Linked DNA regions of Homo sapiens: region 2 is linked to region 1. Evidence: chromatin loops called from intact Hi-C (ENCODE). Cell type or tissue: OCI-LY7. All regions are shown on one strand.

Region 1 (8,000 bases):
AGGTAAGAGAATCGCTTGAACCTGGGAGGCGGAGGGTGCAGTGAGCCAAGATTGTGCCACTGCACTCCAGCCTGGGTGACAGAGCAAGACTCTGTCTCAAAAAAAAAAAAAAAAAAAAAAAAGAGAGAGAATCAAAGAAGGGGATGTGGGAAAAGCCTTTGGCCCATAGTAGGTCTTCAACAGAAGGGAGCACACTTTGGTGAGAGCCTGAAAGGTTAGCGACCTATAGCTAGGCTTCTAAACAGAAACCCCAAGAATGGGATTCCCCATGGCAGCCAGGAACCCCTGCAGCCTGCAAGGTGTGTATATGGCCCAATGGGCCCACCATGGAAAAGAGCACCACCCCCTGCCCTAATTAGCCTCAGGCGCTGAGGGCCCTTAAAGAATTGTGAGAGATCTCTGATGCACAAATTAGATGCATTTGCCAAAGGAAGTTACAATGTTTAGCTTTCCTTCTACTTCCAGAATCAAGTGCTCCAAATAAACACTTCCAAAAGTGCAGGCCTAATGGCTGCATTAGGTGCTAACAAATCGTTAAAAGGTGGATGATTTTTTCTCGTGGTTTCTCACCCAACTCCCCCCAGCAGGCTTCCTCAAATGATTGATGGTCTCCATGGCAACCGTGGAAGTCCTGCTCACCTGAATTCCCCAACCCCGTCACTCAACCAGTTTGCAGGACAGTCGGGACTGCACTGAGCCCTCCGGGATCCCTGAACAAAGGTTATTTTGAAATAGCTTACGTGGCCAGGAGGTGAGTACTTTGTTCCTGAAACCAGGTGCTGAGATGACAAATACTTCCCCTTAACGGTTGGGGCTTCATCAGACAGGGGACCGTAGGTCTGATGTACATTAGAATAATCAGATGAATTGAAACAAGGAAGAGCATCAACCAGGCTATAGGCCTGTGAGCAATTTCTGTAGAAATGTAAGCCAAAGAAGTGATGTTAGGCTCCACAAGTAGCCATTGTTTGTAACATTTCTGCAATAGCACCACCTGAAAAAGCAGCCACTTATTGTCAGGGCTCTTAAAAAAAAAATAAATACTTCCCTAAAATCAGCGCAGCACACGTCAGTATAACGGCTGTCACCTGCTAGCTGTTTGGACCGTGCTAAAACCTTTTTCCATATTCAAAAAGGTTGTTTCAACTACATTTAAGCAGGAAAAATCAATGAGGGAAAATCACAAACTGGATCCGGCTACAAGGAGCTCAGAGAGGAGAAAATCAGGCTTTCCCAGCCTGCAGAGCTCCCTGCCAGACAAATGACAATGACAGGGACTGAAATTAAAAGAGAAGGGACACAACGCCCTTTCCACTTAACTCCAAGGGCAAGCTCTTTTGGTTTGCAGCTACATTTGCCAACCCCTCACCTAGGATTCTCCCGAGAGATATAGGAGACATTTCCAGACTCTCAAAGGAGCCCATAAAATTGCTTTAGAAATGGGACTAACCTTTTGCAAGGTGAGAAGTCTGCCTTCATTACATATCTTAGGAAAAAAAAATAACTATGAGAAGCAAGACTCGAAATCTACCACAAGAAAACACCAACAACAAACGGAATTAATAACTCTGAACACCAAAGAATGTACCTGCTCTTTCATTCAACCAGCTTTTATTAAACTATTACCTACCAGACACTGTGGGAGTTACTGGGATGTTGGGGTGTATAATTCTGGATCTGTGCCCTGGAGGAGCTTGTATGGGAAAGACAGACACTAAACAAACAGTTGCGACACCGTGGACTAGCCCTGTGCCAACAGCAGGAATGAGGTGATATGGGAGCCAATTCACCCACTTGGAGGCTCAAGAACAGGGGGATTTTGCCAGATGCAGCAGGGTGATGATAGGATTAGACAGGATGATAATGGAAGTCCAGAAATGTGAGTTACAGCCTGTAATCCCAGCACTTTGGGAGGCCGAGGCGGGTGGATCATGAGGTCAGGAGATCGAGACCATCCTGGCTAACAAGGTGAAACCCCGTCTCTACTAAAAATACAAAAAATTAGCCGGGCGCGGTGGCGGGCGCCTGTAGTCCCAGCTACTCGGGAGGCTGAGGCAGGAGAATGGCGTGAACCCGGGAAGCGGAGCTTGCAGTGAGCCGAGATTGCGCCACTGCAGTCCGCAGTCCGGCCTGGGCAACAGAGCGAGACTCCGTCTCAAAAAAAAAAAAAAAAAAAAAAAAGAAATGTGAGTTACAGCCACACCTTAAGGCACACCTCTCACTTCCTTAGTGCCCTATGAGAATGCCTGGCCCCTACGGCTGCAGAGCAGTACAAAGGTTAACGAGATGTGGGAAACCACTCAGAATTTTTATGCTAAAGTCATTACATTTGAGAGCGATTTCATATTGGCTGGACTTTGGTCTCAGTCAATATGATTTCATCTGGCACCATTTATGTTACCAACTTAAACTGGCTGCTATTTCCCCAAAAAAGTATTTCCCTAAAAATCTTCACATATATGTCTGCCTTTTCATCAATTAAGGAGTATTTACTGCACACCTCCATGTGTTCATATCCTATTTGACATCTATAAATGAATCTTAAAAAGTGCAACTAAGCAAGCGTGTATCAGTGGCATCCATCTTCTGGTTTTCCTTTTCATTTTGATTGGTTTGCTATTCAATATGTACGTGCAATTTTTTTCTTCAAGAAAGGATTCAGCCTATCACACTTGTCTGTGTTTTTGGTTTCTGTGGAAAGAGCCTAACATGCAGTGGACACCAGGATAATGGCATTTGGCAACAGAGGTCAATGCTACCTGTGGGGACTGGGGTTTCACTATCCCCAGGAAATGGACCTACATGTTAACAAGGAAAGTTTGCCATTTACCGGGCTTCTGATGGTAACAGATTTGAGAGAACTAGCTGGTGAGTGGCACCAACAAGAAGTCAGCGATCCATCCGGGGTGGCCCAGGCTCAGCCACACAAGAGAAACTGCACTGTCCTCTGCACCCACGTCTGACATTGGTCCTCCCGTGAAGCTTCATGGGGGTGAGGACCAATGCTCCAGGGAACTCCTCCAACACACAGGATCGGGCCCTCCCCCTCCTCATCTGAGTTATATCTGGGCTCTCTTTTTCTTTAAGGGGACAAAGGAGAAAGAATGCCAAGCTTACTGGTGCATTAAATGATTGAGAAATGTTTGCCATTTAAAGCTGTTTCACTTCCTGCCTGATACCACAAAGAAGCTTTTTAATGAAGTTAGCCTTTGCCTTTCTCAATGCCACTATGCGCCTGGCTTGTTTTGCCCACTTTCTGTTTTCAAAGCTAGGTATGATCAGGAAACACGTGGTTTCTATTGTTTCAAACAAGTAAATTTCAATTCAGTCAATTTAGGGGAAAAAGTCAGGGGGCGTCCAAAGGACAGGGTAGAGGGGCGGAGCATACGAGGATGGCCGAGGGGGCACAGACAGCAGGCAGCGGGGTCCAGGTCTTCACCCTGCTCTGAAGGGGCCTGGCTGCCCTAAGTCAGCCCAGGCTCCCACGGGAAGCTGAGCCCTCAGGCTTGGGGGGTACTATGGGCTCCCAGAGTAGGGCCCCCCTCATTCCACACGTGCCCTTGCTGACTAAACCCTAAGCCCCAGGGTTGGCACATGACTTTCCACAGCTACAGCCAAAAAGACAAACACCACAAATTGCTTCGTGACCCCTTGTCAAGAGTGCTCCCAAAATGAGAAAATCTATACCACAAGAGTCCTACCACTGGGACACAGCCAACTTCAGGACCAGCACGAAAGCCCTGGCCAAACCATCCTGCTGCTACTAAAGTATGAGTTGTCCATATGACTGACAGAATCTCTGGTTTAAAGTAACTGTGGCTACTGCTTCTTCAGTGCTTATGGGCATGTCGGGTACTTAGCACTTGGTGTACGCCTATTCATTTAATCTTCCCAGCATCTTGCAAGACAGGTGTCGCTATCTCTTTTTACAGATGAGGAAACAGAGACAGAAAGAAGCTAAGGAATTCCAAGGTATCTGGGTCAGCTGCTGATGCAGCCCTACCCAAGGTGTGAGAATGTAAGTCCATGCTCTGTATTACCAAGTACAGTGTTCCAGGGTTTTCTGTTCTGCCCCCACCTCCACCCCCAGCCAATACCTATGTTTGAAAAAGGCCCGTTTCTAGCAGCGTGTTCATATTTATTCATTAAGTACTTATGAAGGGTCCACTGTTGGTCAGGTCCTGGAGATAAAGAGATGAATATCATGGTATCTGTCTTCTACACGTGTACTCTCCAGTACCCTCCACGATGGTGCCACTAGCCACATGTGTCTATTGATTGCTCAAAATTTGACTAATATGAATTGAAATACGTAAAGTGTAAAATACACACCAGGCTTCAAAATCTTCTTATGAAAAAAGTGTAAAATATCTTAATCATGTTTCTATTGAATCTTATTGAATCTATGTTAAAATTATATTTTAATATATGGATTAACTAAAATCATTTTTATTTCCATGCATTTCTTTTCCTTTTTAAAACGTGGCTGCTAGATAGTTTGAAGTGACCTACGTGGCTCACGTTCCATTTTTATCGGATTGCACTGCGCTAGAGGCACATGTCTGGAGAGGAGGAGACGTGAACAGAGCTGTCCCCATGGCCCAGGCAGGCAAGGAAAGCAAAGGAAGCATGAAGGGAGGCCAGAGGAAAGCAAGGGAAATGCCACGCCTGCCTTACGAGCTCCGACAGGGAAGTCGAGCCCTCTTATCAGTGGTCTAGTTGACTGGAGAGATAATCTACCACGCTCGCCAGCCTGTTCTGGAGAGACTCAATGACAACCCTATCACGTTAGAGGACCTGGCTCAGCAGTAGAACACAGGCTGGCAGCAGAGACTGTGGGATTCAGCTCTGGACACCAGCACCAGCTCAGATGGGAGCTCTGCTGTGGTTTTCACTTTGCTCTGGCTTTATTTTTATCAAAAGTATTCCAGGCCCCAAACCTCCCTCCTTAAACTTCCAGGAGAGGTTCAAAAATCCCACCTGCCTTATTTATGTAAACCATTCCTCTCCCCTCAGCCCCTTGGCAGCTCGTGATATACACTCTTTGTTGCTTACTCAGTGTCCACTCCTCTGTCGTATCTTACTGGAAGAAGCCCATTTGGGTTCAGAAAAGCCATGGGTCCAGCAGCCCCAGGCGATGGGTCCTGATCCTCTGTCTAAGCCAGTCTTGATAATTTCACTCCTCACTGCCCAGCCTGCCCTGAAGTTAGGGGTGGGCTGTCACTCAGTTCTGACATGACACCAAGGCCAGAGACTGCTTTGGGGCCAGTGTCTAGAAAACTTTGGATTCTTGGTAAAATGAGACAGATGAGGTTCAAAATGTCTCTCCTGCCCCAAACATCTTCATTCTGCCCCAGACGTGACCACTGCAGCTCCAACAGCCATATTGCAAACAAGAGAAGAATTCTAAGAAAACTGCAGAAGGTTAGTGCTAATATCACCGAGTTTATGAACCAGCACCAGTAACCACTGACCTCCAGTCTTCCTGTTACATGAGGAAAAATAAACTCCTCATTACTTAAAAGCCATAGAGTCAAGCAGTCAGATATGCTGTTACTTGCAGCCTTTGACATATACAAACCAAATATAAAGCGGGAAAATCGTTTGTCCAAAAATGTAGACTGTTCCAAAGAAACTCAACATCAACATCAACCACTTCCCACATCACTCTCTGCCTGATATTTAAGCACATTTTAATCACAATTCCCAGGGAACTCTGTGTGTTCTTCTCCTTTGAATGTATTGCGTCCATATAAGAGGTGGGAAAACTAGTAGTTATGGTTGAAGACCTACACGTGGCATTCTTAATTCTATATAAACCTCACAGTTCCAGGAAAGTTTCTCTCCACCTATGCAACATGTATAATTTTTTCACTCCCCAATGTACAAGAAATTACAGGGAATATTTTATTGTTCCTCAAAAAATTAATATGGTCATTGTCATTTAATATGGTTTAAATTTTTTAAAATTTTAAAATTTTTTTTAAAGTGTTTCTTCCTCCCCAGACACTATTTGGCTGCCTACTCAGTGACAAGTCCCTGCCAGACCCGGTGATTCAAAGCCCAGTTTTGCTCAGGTGTGGACAGCCCTGGGCTTGGGGTGACCAGGGCCCTCCCTGGCCCTAGGGAGTAAGTCCTCATTCATCCAAGCTGATCGTAGCAATTCCCTTCTCCTTGATGAGACAGGTTTGGGAAAAAACATAAGGCATAATTCTGGCTAACAAGCTGAGAGAGGAAGTCCGCTGGGAAACTTCTGAGGAAGCTCCTTCCTCTGAAAATGAGGCATTCACACGGGCCAGGCTGCAGGCACCACAGATCTGAAGCTGCGGTCACTCAACACAGAGATGCCTGTTATGCTCGTGTGAGAGTCCAGGGCAGTTCCAAGTGGCTGGGACAAGGGAGCAGTGGGCACAGGGAGCTCTGCTCCATGCAGTTATTGAGACTCAAGCACAGGCTGTACCATCTTCAAAACCTGGCTTCCACAGTTGCCCTGATGGTCAGACCCCAATTAACCAAAGGGGGAAAGAGCCTGGTCTGCTGTCCTTGGCAGCATCTCCTAGAAGGACAACTTAGTGACCCCAGGAACAGTTGCATTGTTGTTGGATGACAGCAGTAAAAGTGCACAACATACCGCCCTGCTGAAATCGAGAATTCTTTGCACCACCTGAACCAAGCTCATGTGTTTTAAAGACTCCTGCACAGAGACGCTTCTGGGCTGGGCATGCAGATGGCTTTCACCCTCCATCCATCAGACTCAGCCACATGGCCATGCCTGACCGCAGGGGAGGCTGGAAGATATGGTCTGGCTGTGTGTGCAGAAAGAAAAGGAAACAGCTTTGGTGCAAAAATGAAAATGCAGAGTGCCATGTTCATAATTACTAAGAATTTCCAAACAGAGGCAGCAGAGCATTACATCAGTGTAGGACCCTTCTCGGCGTGGGTTCTGTGTGGCTGCACGGTTAAACACTCAATTCAGGCCTGGACAGAGGAGGTGCTTGTCATATGGCAGCCAGCACCATCTCCTCCCTTCCTGACCCACCATGTACCTCCAGCCCATGCTACCTGTTTTCCCATTCACATTCTATCTTACGTCATCTTTCCCCATAGCTCCTTGTGGTCAGGAACCACATCACATGCCTGAGTGCACATAGGCACTTTGAGTGACTAAAGGTATCCCCAAATCAAATTGATTCTAAGTGTTCAGGGTAACAATTTCATGATGCAAAAGAAAGCACACAGATTTGAAGGTTTGATGTGGCTTTGACAGGAGTAACTAAAATCAGTTTAGCAAATCAGATTAAATTTGTGGCCCGTTTTCCTTGACAGCATCTCCTAAAAGTACAGCTTAATGACTCCATGAACAGTTGCATTTTTATTGGATGATAGTAGTAAAAGTGCACAAAATATCTCTCTGCTGAAATAGAGAATTCTTTGGCACCACCTGAACCAAGCTCATTTGTGTGTTTTAAAACAATTTGCATTTGGCCTCATGCTATGTTGTTCTTGCCTGCATGGCCCTGATGGTGCCAGTGTGGGATGATTCTGCAATGGTACGTACTCCTATAGCCAGGATGGCCCACAAGCCCTGTCACCCAGACATCCTCCTTTCCAGCCAGGTCACCTAACAGTGACAGCAGTGGTTTCCCGAAAGGGGTACAGTCCAGTGCAAACCTGGCAGTTTCCAGGCACTTAAAAGTCCAGAAGGAGGGAACCAGCTGCAAAGGGAGGGCCCAGGCCACACCAGGCTCTGAGCTTCCAGGTGAACACCCAGCTGTTCATTATGTTGTGATGATGATGGTGATGGTGATAATGATGGTGATGGTGATGATGATGGTGACAGTGATAGTGATAGTGACGGTGATGATGGTGATGGTGAGGATGATGCTAATGTTAGCCTCCTCTCAAGTTTATCATTCCCTCATTGAGTCAATTTGTATTTGCAACTGTTTATTGACTTTTCCACTCAGCAGGTGCACCTGGACATCGGGGTCGCTGAAGGC
Region 2 (8,000 bases), 240 kb before region 1:
CTAGCCAGCAAGTCCATTTTTTAAAGGGAATCTGAACAGCACATCTCTGCATCTGCCAGACAGTAAATAAGACCAAAAAGGCAACAACAAAAGGGGTCTTATGTTCTTCCTCATGAACAACAGAACCTCAGTAACCACTTGAAAAGTTCTTTAACAAGTATAATGTATATAGAAACTTTTTAGGAATTAGAACTACTTTTGATATGTGTGTCATAATAAAATAGTAGCAAATTGAAGTATAAATTATATTCTGGGATATTGATGGATTCCAATATATGTAAATTTCTTACTAAACCAGAAAAGTATAGGAATGTTGGCACTAGATTACTGACATTAATTGGTGTGCAGCAAATAAAACTATATATTTTCTCCATCTCTTCCTGGGGTCACCTTGTATTTGCAAAGGCTCACAATGAGATAATAGGCCAGATTTGTAAAAGGTACTCTCCGTTTTGGCCCAGGCAATTAAACAGAAACACAAAAACTGCCCCCACAATTGCCTAATTGCAGGTGCAATCAGTAACTGGCAGGTGCAATTAGACAGGAACCTCATTCAGGAGCTGTGAGTGACAGATTAGTCAATTATTCAATAGTAGACACAATGATTTTCACATGCAGTTTTGTATTCAAAGCTACTCATAGACTTTAAAATTGATAAATGATGGGTAAGACTCATGAAAAAAGTCTTTCCCAAACTAATTGTCTATCATTACCAAAGAAGAGACTGATTTGATTCTTGACCTCATCTATGAACTTGAGTCAACAAAAGAGAACAGTCCAATCCCTGGCTTAACCCAAATTTCTTAAGAATCCTTTGAAGAATGAGAAATTCAGGATCGTCTTAGACCTTCTAAGGCCTCTCCTCACCTTAGCAGATCTTTAATACTCTTTCTGTCAAAGCACATGACATTGGAGTCAATCTAAAACTTGCCCTGCATGAATCATTTATTCAGCAAAAATTGTGAAGAACCATCTCTGTATCAGGGACTGAGATATGAGTGATAGGACATGATCTCTGCCAAGAGGTAATGAGATGCAATAATTGAAGAGATGTGAGGGCAGAGACAGAAGAGAAGGAACCCCACCCCGCCTAGAGTAGACTGGCAGACTCCATGGGATAGGAGCAGGCATTGGACAGAGTCAAACAACAGGCTTCAATGCAAAGGGGTATATATTTATGTGAGAGTATAATCACCTGTCAATCATCAGGGATAAAATGCCATCTAATAATAGCATATTCCGTTTCACAAATTAAAATGAATAATTCTTCTTTAAAAGGATGATTCTACTACATTGATTAGGGTAAACTAAACGCTTTACTAAATATACCTAAACATAGTTTTGACTCAAATGCCACAGAAATCCATTTAACAAGATAATAGATTTCAAGTCAAATAATCAATAATTTTATCAAGTATAAAAACACTACATACCATAAGTGAAAGACAAAGATCATCAGCCTGAATTTACAAAAAGCACAATCCAACTATATGCTGCTTATAAGAAACATACGTAAGTATAAAAAAACAGAAAGTTTCAAATAAACAAATGGAAAAAAATATACCATGTAAACATTAATTTTAAAAAAGCTATTCTAATCACAGAAATACCAAAGGGTACATTTCATTATGACAACAGGATCAATCCAACGAGAAGACATAACAACCCTAAATGTGAACACACATAATAATATAACCTCAAAATATATAAATTTAAGAATTGGTAGAACTAAAGGCAAAATAAATGAATTCACAATCACAGTTAAAGACCGTGAAACACACCCCAGTAACTGATGAAACAAGCAGCCATAAATATCAGTAGAGACACTGGAAATATGAACAATACAAAAACATGTGATGTAATTAGCATGCATAGAACACTACACCCAACAACTAAAAATACACGTTCTTTTCAAGTGCACTTATTCTAGGGCTAGCTATGACCTACTACTGAGGCATGACGCATTTGGTATCTCTGAATGCCCCAAGCATTCAGTGAGGCCTACTGACTTTGGCTAGATAGAATCTGAACATCTCCCAGACCTATGCCAGCTCTAGGAATCACAGACTTTACATCTTCCCTGTCCTTCTTGCCTGGCATCATGGAATTTCATCCTCTGCATGTTCACTTTAGTGATCAGCAAGGGAACCAAGAGAAAACCAGCACAGATCTCTGGCACTCTTTCCCTGCATGGCTCCTTCTAGTACCCTGTCCCACCAGTTCCAGCATCTCCACCACCTTGAGCCCTGGTCTCTGTCTTCTCAGCTCAGCAACACCACCATTCTCTGCCTGGAATCCTCTCCCTACACTGAGGTTGAGAAAGTGCTTCCAGGCGGGAATCCATGGCTGTTGGTTCACCTCATTTGTTTCCGTTACCTGCAGTCTATACTCCAGGGTCTGACAACAGTTGTTTCATAGAGTTGATTCAATTTTCTACTTGTTTAGAGCAGAATAGTAAGTTTGGGCCCCATTATTTCACTATGGCTGCCTGGGTTTTTTTAATCCCTTTAAAATATTTTATTGATCATTGATGTGTATGGGCTCACTAAACAATTTTGATAGAAGCATTTTTGTCCAGTTTCACCATTCTAGTACTGTTCATTTTTTATATTGCTGAGAATATACTTCATCTTTGTGATGCCATATACAGATCAGCTCACACAAAGTCATTAGGCTATGAAGGGCAGAAATCTTAGAATCTTGCAGTAGTTGAATTCAGATCTAAAAGGGTACTTAAAAGGTCTATTCCAACCCCTCATTTTCAAAAGTGAAGTAGTAGAAACTGACTAATTGTTCATTGAATCTGTTTCCCCTTCTTCCTGGCCAAAACTAGTATGTATTCACCAGCCTGATGTGCAATTAAGTATGGCCATGTTACTCATTGCAGCCAATGAAATGTGAACAGATTCTTCAATTCTTTCTTCATCTACCAGCTCGATTACTGAATGACCATGTGGAAGTCTGGAGAGCAATAAGAACACCCAACTGGCCTTTGTACAAATAGGCATCCTATCTACTTTTAAAGTGTGAAACCACTGGGAGTTGGCAGCTGCTCTTACCTTCATAGATGCATAAATGGGAACTGATGCCCAGAAGGGAAAATGACAGAGTCCATCAGTCTAAGATACTTTTCACACCCAAACTGTTTCCATATTAATTCTATAGCAAGGGCCAAGACCAGGCCTGATGTGTTGTTGAATCATTTTTCAGTACCTACAATAGTGCCTCTTCTTTTTCTTTTCTTTTTTGAGATGGAGTCTCATTCTGTCACCCAGGCTGGAGTGCAGTGGTGCAATCTCAGCTCACTGCAACCTTCACCTCCCGGGTTCAAGCGATTCTCCTGCCTCAGCCTCCCGAGTAGCTGGGACTACAGGCATGTGCCACCATGCCCATCTAATTTTTGTATTTTTAGTAGAGACAGGGTTTCACCATGTTGATCAGGCTGGTCTTGAACTCCTGACCTCTGATGATCCGCCCGCCTCGGTCTCCCAAAATTCTAGGATTACAGGCGTGAGCCACTGCGCCCAGCCAATGGTGCCTTCTTAATGTAGCTTTTCAATTTTTATATACTATATGCCAGTAGAATATGATGAAGGGAAAAAGGCTCATTCCCTTTCCGTATGCCCTAAAATAGCAGGGCCCAATCAGTAAATACCTTCATAACGTTTACCCCAAACATATCTGGCCAAGCACATGAAAGGGAAAAAGATCTTCATCAGAAATTGTAATCCAGAGTAGGCTGGGGGACTTTTTATAGTAGTGGCTATTTGCCCAGGAATTTTTAAAGAAGGGTAAATTATGAAGCTGAGCGAGTAATCAAGTACACCTTCATCTGAAGATTTAAATACCCATAGGTAGTACTCTGTGCAGAACTCACAGATGCCAAAAGTCAATTGTCTCTACCAGATAAGGACCTTGGTCATGTAACTTAGCCTCTGTGCAGCTATCAACTGGTTGCCCTTCAACTCCAAATCCACCTTTCTTTGACCTGCTTTGTAATACTCTAAGACTCGGCGTTGCCCTCTGAATAATGGGACATGACATTGACACTTGCTTTCTCTATGTCAAAGAATTCCTTGAGGATCAAACACAGCTGGGCACCAACGCACTGCATATGGTGTCAACAAATCACCTCTGTGTTATTATCATCAGCACACTCGCCCCAATCCTGGGGAACTATTTCATGTCAATACTTCTCTCACAAGAGGGAATTTCTGTCCCGGAAACATGTCAGCCCTGATGACACACAGTCATATGGAAATAGGAAGCTAACAAGCATTTCTCCTCTCTCCAGTCAAAGCAGCTGTTTCTACACCCTTCTGCTTTTGCACCTGCCCCCAGTGCTGTAAGTTCTATGGAAATTCCACCCTGGTGTCAGCTCCACACTGAGAGGAAGGAAGGAAACTCTTCCTCAGGTCCCTCTGACCACTGTGGGAACCAGTGGTCATCAGGGTTGAAATGTTTCCATGTTCAGGGGATGTAGGATGGTTTTCTCTCCCTCTTCTTTTATTGAAATAAGCTCTCAAGTCCTGTCATGAAAAGGTAAAGCTTTCCTTTACAGGTAAAGTCCTGCAAGACAGGGCTTGAGAGCAGCACCATTTCTGAGGCTATTTATACACCCACAGTGCCCAAGGGTCAGGTGCGGCCATGAGCATAAAGCCAAACGACTGAGCTCTGACAAGGCTGACTGATCACTCTCCGCAGATTAGTTATTTTCAAGGCAAAGAAGTGCAGGTGCATGGCTTCCTGCAACTGAAATGACTTGCCCAGTGAAGACAATGCAGGCACATACGTCGTGCTTCTCTGACACAGCCAGTACAGTGCAGAGAAAGTCTCTAACCACAAGCTGACCAGGCTGTGGCCTTGTGGCCCCGGAGTCCCAGTCTCCCTGCCAAAGCCCAGATTCATGGACCCCACGCAAAAAACAGGTGTGAGGCAGTGAGGGCGGTGAAATGGTCTCTATTGTTTTTATAATAATCTCTTCTCGTTTTCTATACGGCAGCTTTCATTCAGTCCATTAAATGCAATTTCCTGGCATCACCCAAGCTTGAAAGGCCAGATCAAAAGTACAGAGTGTCCCAGCTGTGTGGTCCTCGTTCAGACCGAACATTAACCACAGCCCTTGCAGATGATTTATTCCATTGGAGACATGGAGACACCCTGTGTGCTTCCTCTCTATGGGATTGGCTTTATTGTTCTCCCGGCACTCCAGTTGTGCAGACATTTCCTTCATGTGCTCGTCTCTCCTACAACAAAACAATTTTGCCCCTCCTTTGATTTTACACCTGTAGGGCACATAAATGGGGAGGACCTTGTGGAGCTGGGAGAGCCCATATAGCTCTGACAGACAGACAGACACACTGCCTGCCTCTGTGAAGAAAGTCCCTTTCAACCTCATGTTTTGGGAAATGTAGTAACTCAGAAAGCTGAATTCTGTGCCAATGATCACATTTTAAGATTATATTTAAGGAACCTAAAAGGGAAGATGCAATATGCTTGGTACACAATAGGTGATAAATAAATAGCAATAGTCAAAGTAATGGGGAAGGGCAGGGTGCAGTGGCTCATGCCTGTAATCCCAGCACTTTCGGAGACTGAGGTGAGTGGATTACTTGAGCCCAGGAGTTTGAGACTAGCCTGGGCAATATAGTGAGATGTCATCTCTACAAAAAATTTTAAAATTAGCCAGGCCTGGTGATGTTTGCCTATAGTCCTATCTGCTCGGGAGGCTGAGGCGGGAAGATGGCTTGAGCAAGGAGGATGAAAGTTGCAGTGAGCAGAGATCGTGCACTGCACTCCAACCTGAGAGAGAGAGTGAGACCCTGTCCCAAAACAAACAACAAAACAAAAAACAGGAAAAAAGGTAACGGGCGTTAGAGGAGCATGAGGGCTGAACCAAGGGCCCTGACTGTGACTGCAGCATTGGGCGATGGCCCCTAGCTTCGTTAGAGCCCAGAATCAGTGTTTGTTTATCTTTTAAGTTCATAATCACACTCATCTTTAACATTTTCTTACACCCATAAAGAGGTGGCAGAGGAAAGAGCACTGGACTAAGGGACCAAGTCTAAGGTCCTGTTGCTTTTCCTCCTTAATCAGCTCAAGTCATCTACCCGCTCTGGTCCCTGTCTGTTAAGATCAGGAAGGATAACCCTGACCTCCTACTTCCCAAGGGTTGTGGCAAAAACTAAATGAGACCAGGAAAAAAAAAAAAAAAGGCTTCAAGAAAGGTAAAAACAGTAAGTGGAAAAAGTTGTTTTTATCTATTAAACAAGATAACTAAAAAGTGTAACGAATCGTTTGGCAAAATCTGAATTAGCTCCAGAATCAGAGCTCTCCATGAGGACAATTGCTTTTCCCCTTCAAACACTTGCATGTGGCTATTTCAGCTTTATGGCCCTTGTATGTGGCTACTTCCCTATGACAAAGCCAACCACTCATAGGTAGAACTGCTCCATAAGCAGGCTGTCCATCTTTCCATTTGAGTTTTCCTTGAAGGAAATCAAACCATTTTATCCCATACTTTGAAATGGCTGCTGCAGGGCAGGCAGACTGAGGTGGGGGAAACTTGCATCTGTAGAGAATCTCCAGTGATGTAGCCAGGCCTTCTCTTTCTAGGTCTTTCCTGGATCTAGGAGAAAAACTGAGAGTCTGTCACCTTTAAAAGCCTGAAAAGAAGCAGCATCTACTCTCTCTGAGGGCTACTACCTGAGAGGCTTTGTCTACATACTAAGGTCACCTTTGCCACCCAGGCGTCTTCCTTTTCCTTCTCACAATCTGTCTTTCCACTAAATCCTAATTTACCACCATAACCTGTTTGGGGCCATGCTCTGAGTCCACATTCTTTTTGCAACCTCAGGAAGCTTCTGTACCTCATCTGGGCTTGGGGCTTCATTCTGAAGTTTCCCGTGTATACATGTGACATAAATGTGTACGCTTTTTCTCCTGTTAATCTGCCTCATGGTAGTGATTTTTCTGCAAACCTTTAGGGGGACAACCCTTGAGCCCCACACCCTCCTGGAATTTTCTACCTCCAGAATCAGGTAAACTGCATCCTCTTCCTCCAGTCTGACTCTTTAGTAACAACTAAAGCTTACCAAGATTTGGCTGCCAAGAAACCTCTGCATTTCTGTGGAGTTTCTTGAAGACCCTACTATCAGCAGAACGCATAGGAATGGGGTTATAATGGTAGACCAACAGGCAGTAGGGCAGATATTTTGGCTAGATGAACTGCCCTCTATTCATTCGTGCTCTCAGCAACCTGCTCCTCCTCCAAGAACTCTGAATACAGCCTCATTTCAGGAGAAACTCATTTTCAGGAGTTTTGCTGCTGTCACAAAAACTACTGTCATCTGAAACATTCATAAATAGATTTGCCTGCAATTAAGCGACATGAAATAAATGGTGAGGCCAATGATACCAAGAGAAGAGAAGATGTCATCTGTTTGTTAGTTTTTTTAAACCAATGAAGCCAAAGCTTTGGAATGCCCAAGTAAAAATTCAGTGTGTGCAGTGGAAGGCAGCATGACCCAGTTCTCAAACTTTCTTTGCTCAAAGTGCCCTAGCATCTCTGTAATTTGTTCACAGTGCCCTTGTGCCAAAAGAAATTTCTAATGGTTCCCCTTATTAAGTACTTCTTCGGTTATAAGCGTGTATGTCCTAGGAAGCTAGAAGCCATTTGAAAAATAAGACACAAATTGAAAGAAAAGAGGCCATTTTTATTTCATTCTAAAATAGTTATTTACTAATAGCTGTATATATCCTTAGGGCCCCACACAACTTCTCAATCCCTGGACTCAGAGTGGACATTGCTACTCTCATTTCCAGTTTCATACTGATTTTTCCACAATAGGGACTTTTTATCTAAGCCACTTCCAAAAATCCAGCTTTGCAAAGGTATGTTATTAAAAGGAATACAGCAGGACCCACTGTTGAGACTGAACCATCTCAACTAGTAGTCCACACACTGCCTGACAGATGTTGAGTAGCACTGTGTTTCCCTA

What was found. Peaks named below come from ENCODE experiments on the same cell type or tissue, not always from the same donor. Only the 100,000 strongest peaks of a DNase experiment are listed, where the experiment ranks them.
Region 2: a loop joins it to region 1, with 9 times the contacts of the local background. A loop is called at or near these places in 2 of 110 quality-filtered maps.

The regions. Positions count from the first base shown.
Region 1 is chr2:8,474,792-8,482,791 of GRCh38, forward strand. No RefSeq gene overlaps it. Among named protein-coding and RNA genes, the nearest start is that of LINC01814, 100 kb to the right of the region's middle. RefSeq lists enhancers at 667-836, 6,716-6,815. In OCI-LY7, no CTCF peak of the experiment used is centred here; DNase peaks (open chromatin) are centred at 800, 3,210, 3,820, 6,780 and 2 weaker places; H3K4me3 peaks cover 5,142 bases; H3K27ac peaks cover 7,889 bases.
Region 2 is chr2:8,230,171-8,238,170 of GRCh38, forward strand. The region is part of intron 7 of LINC00299 (long intergenic non-protein coding RNA 299); the gene reads right to left. Among named protein-coding and RNA genes, the nearest start is that of LINC00299, 94 kb to the right of the region's middle. In OCI-LY7, no CTCF peak of the experiment used is centred here; DNase peaks (open chromatin) are centred at 1,931, 3,951, 4,301, 4,711 and 1 weaker place; H3K4me3 peaks cover 3,202 bases; H3K27ac peaks cover 6,970 bases.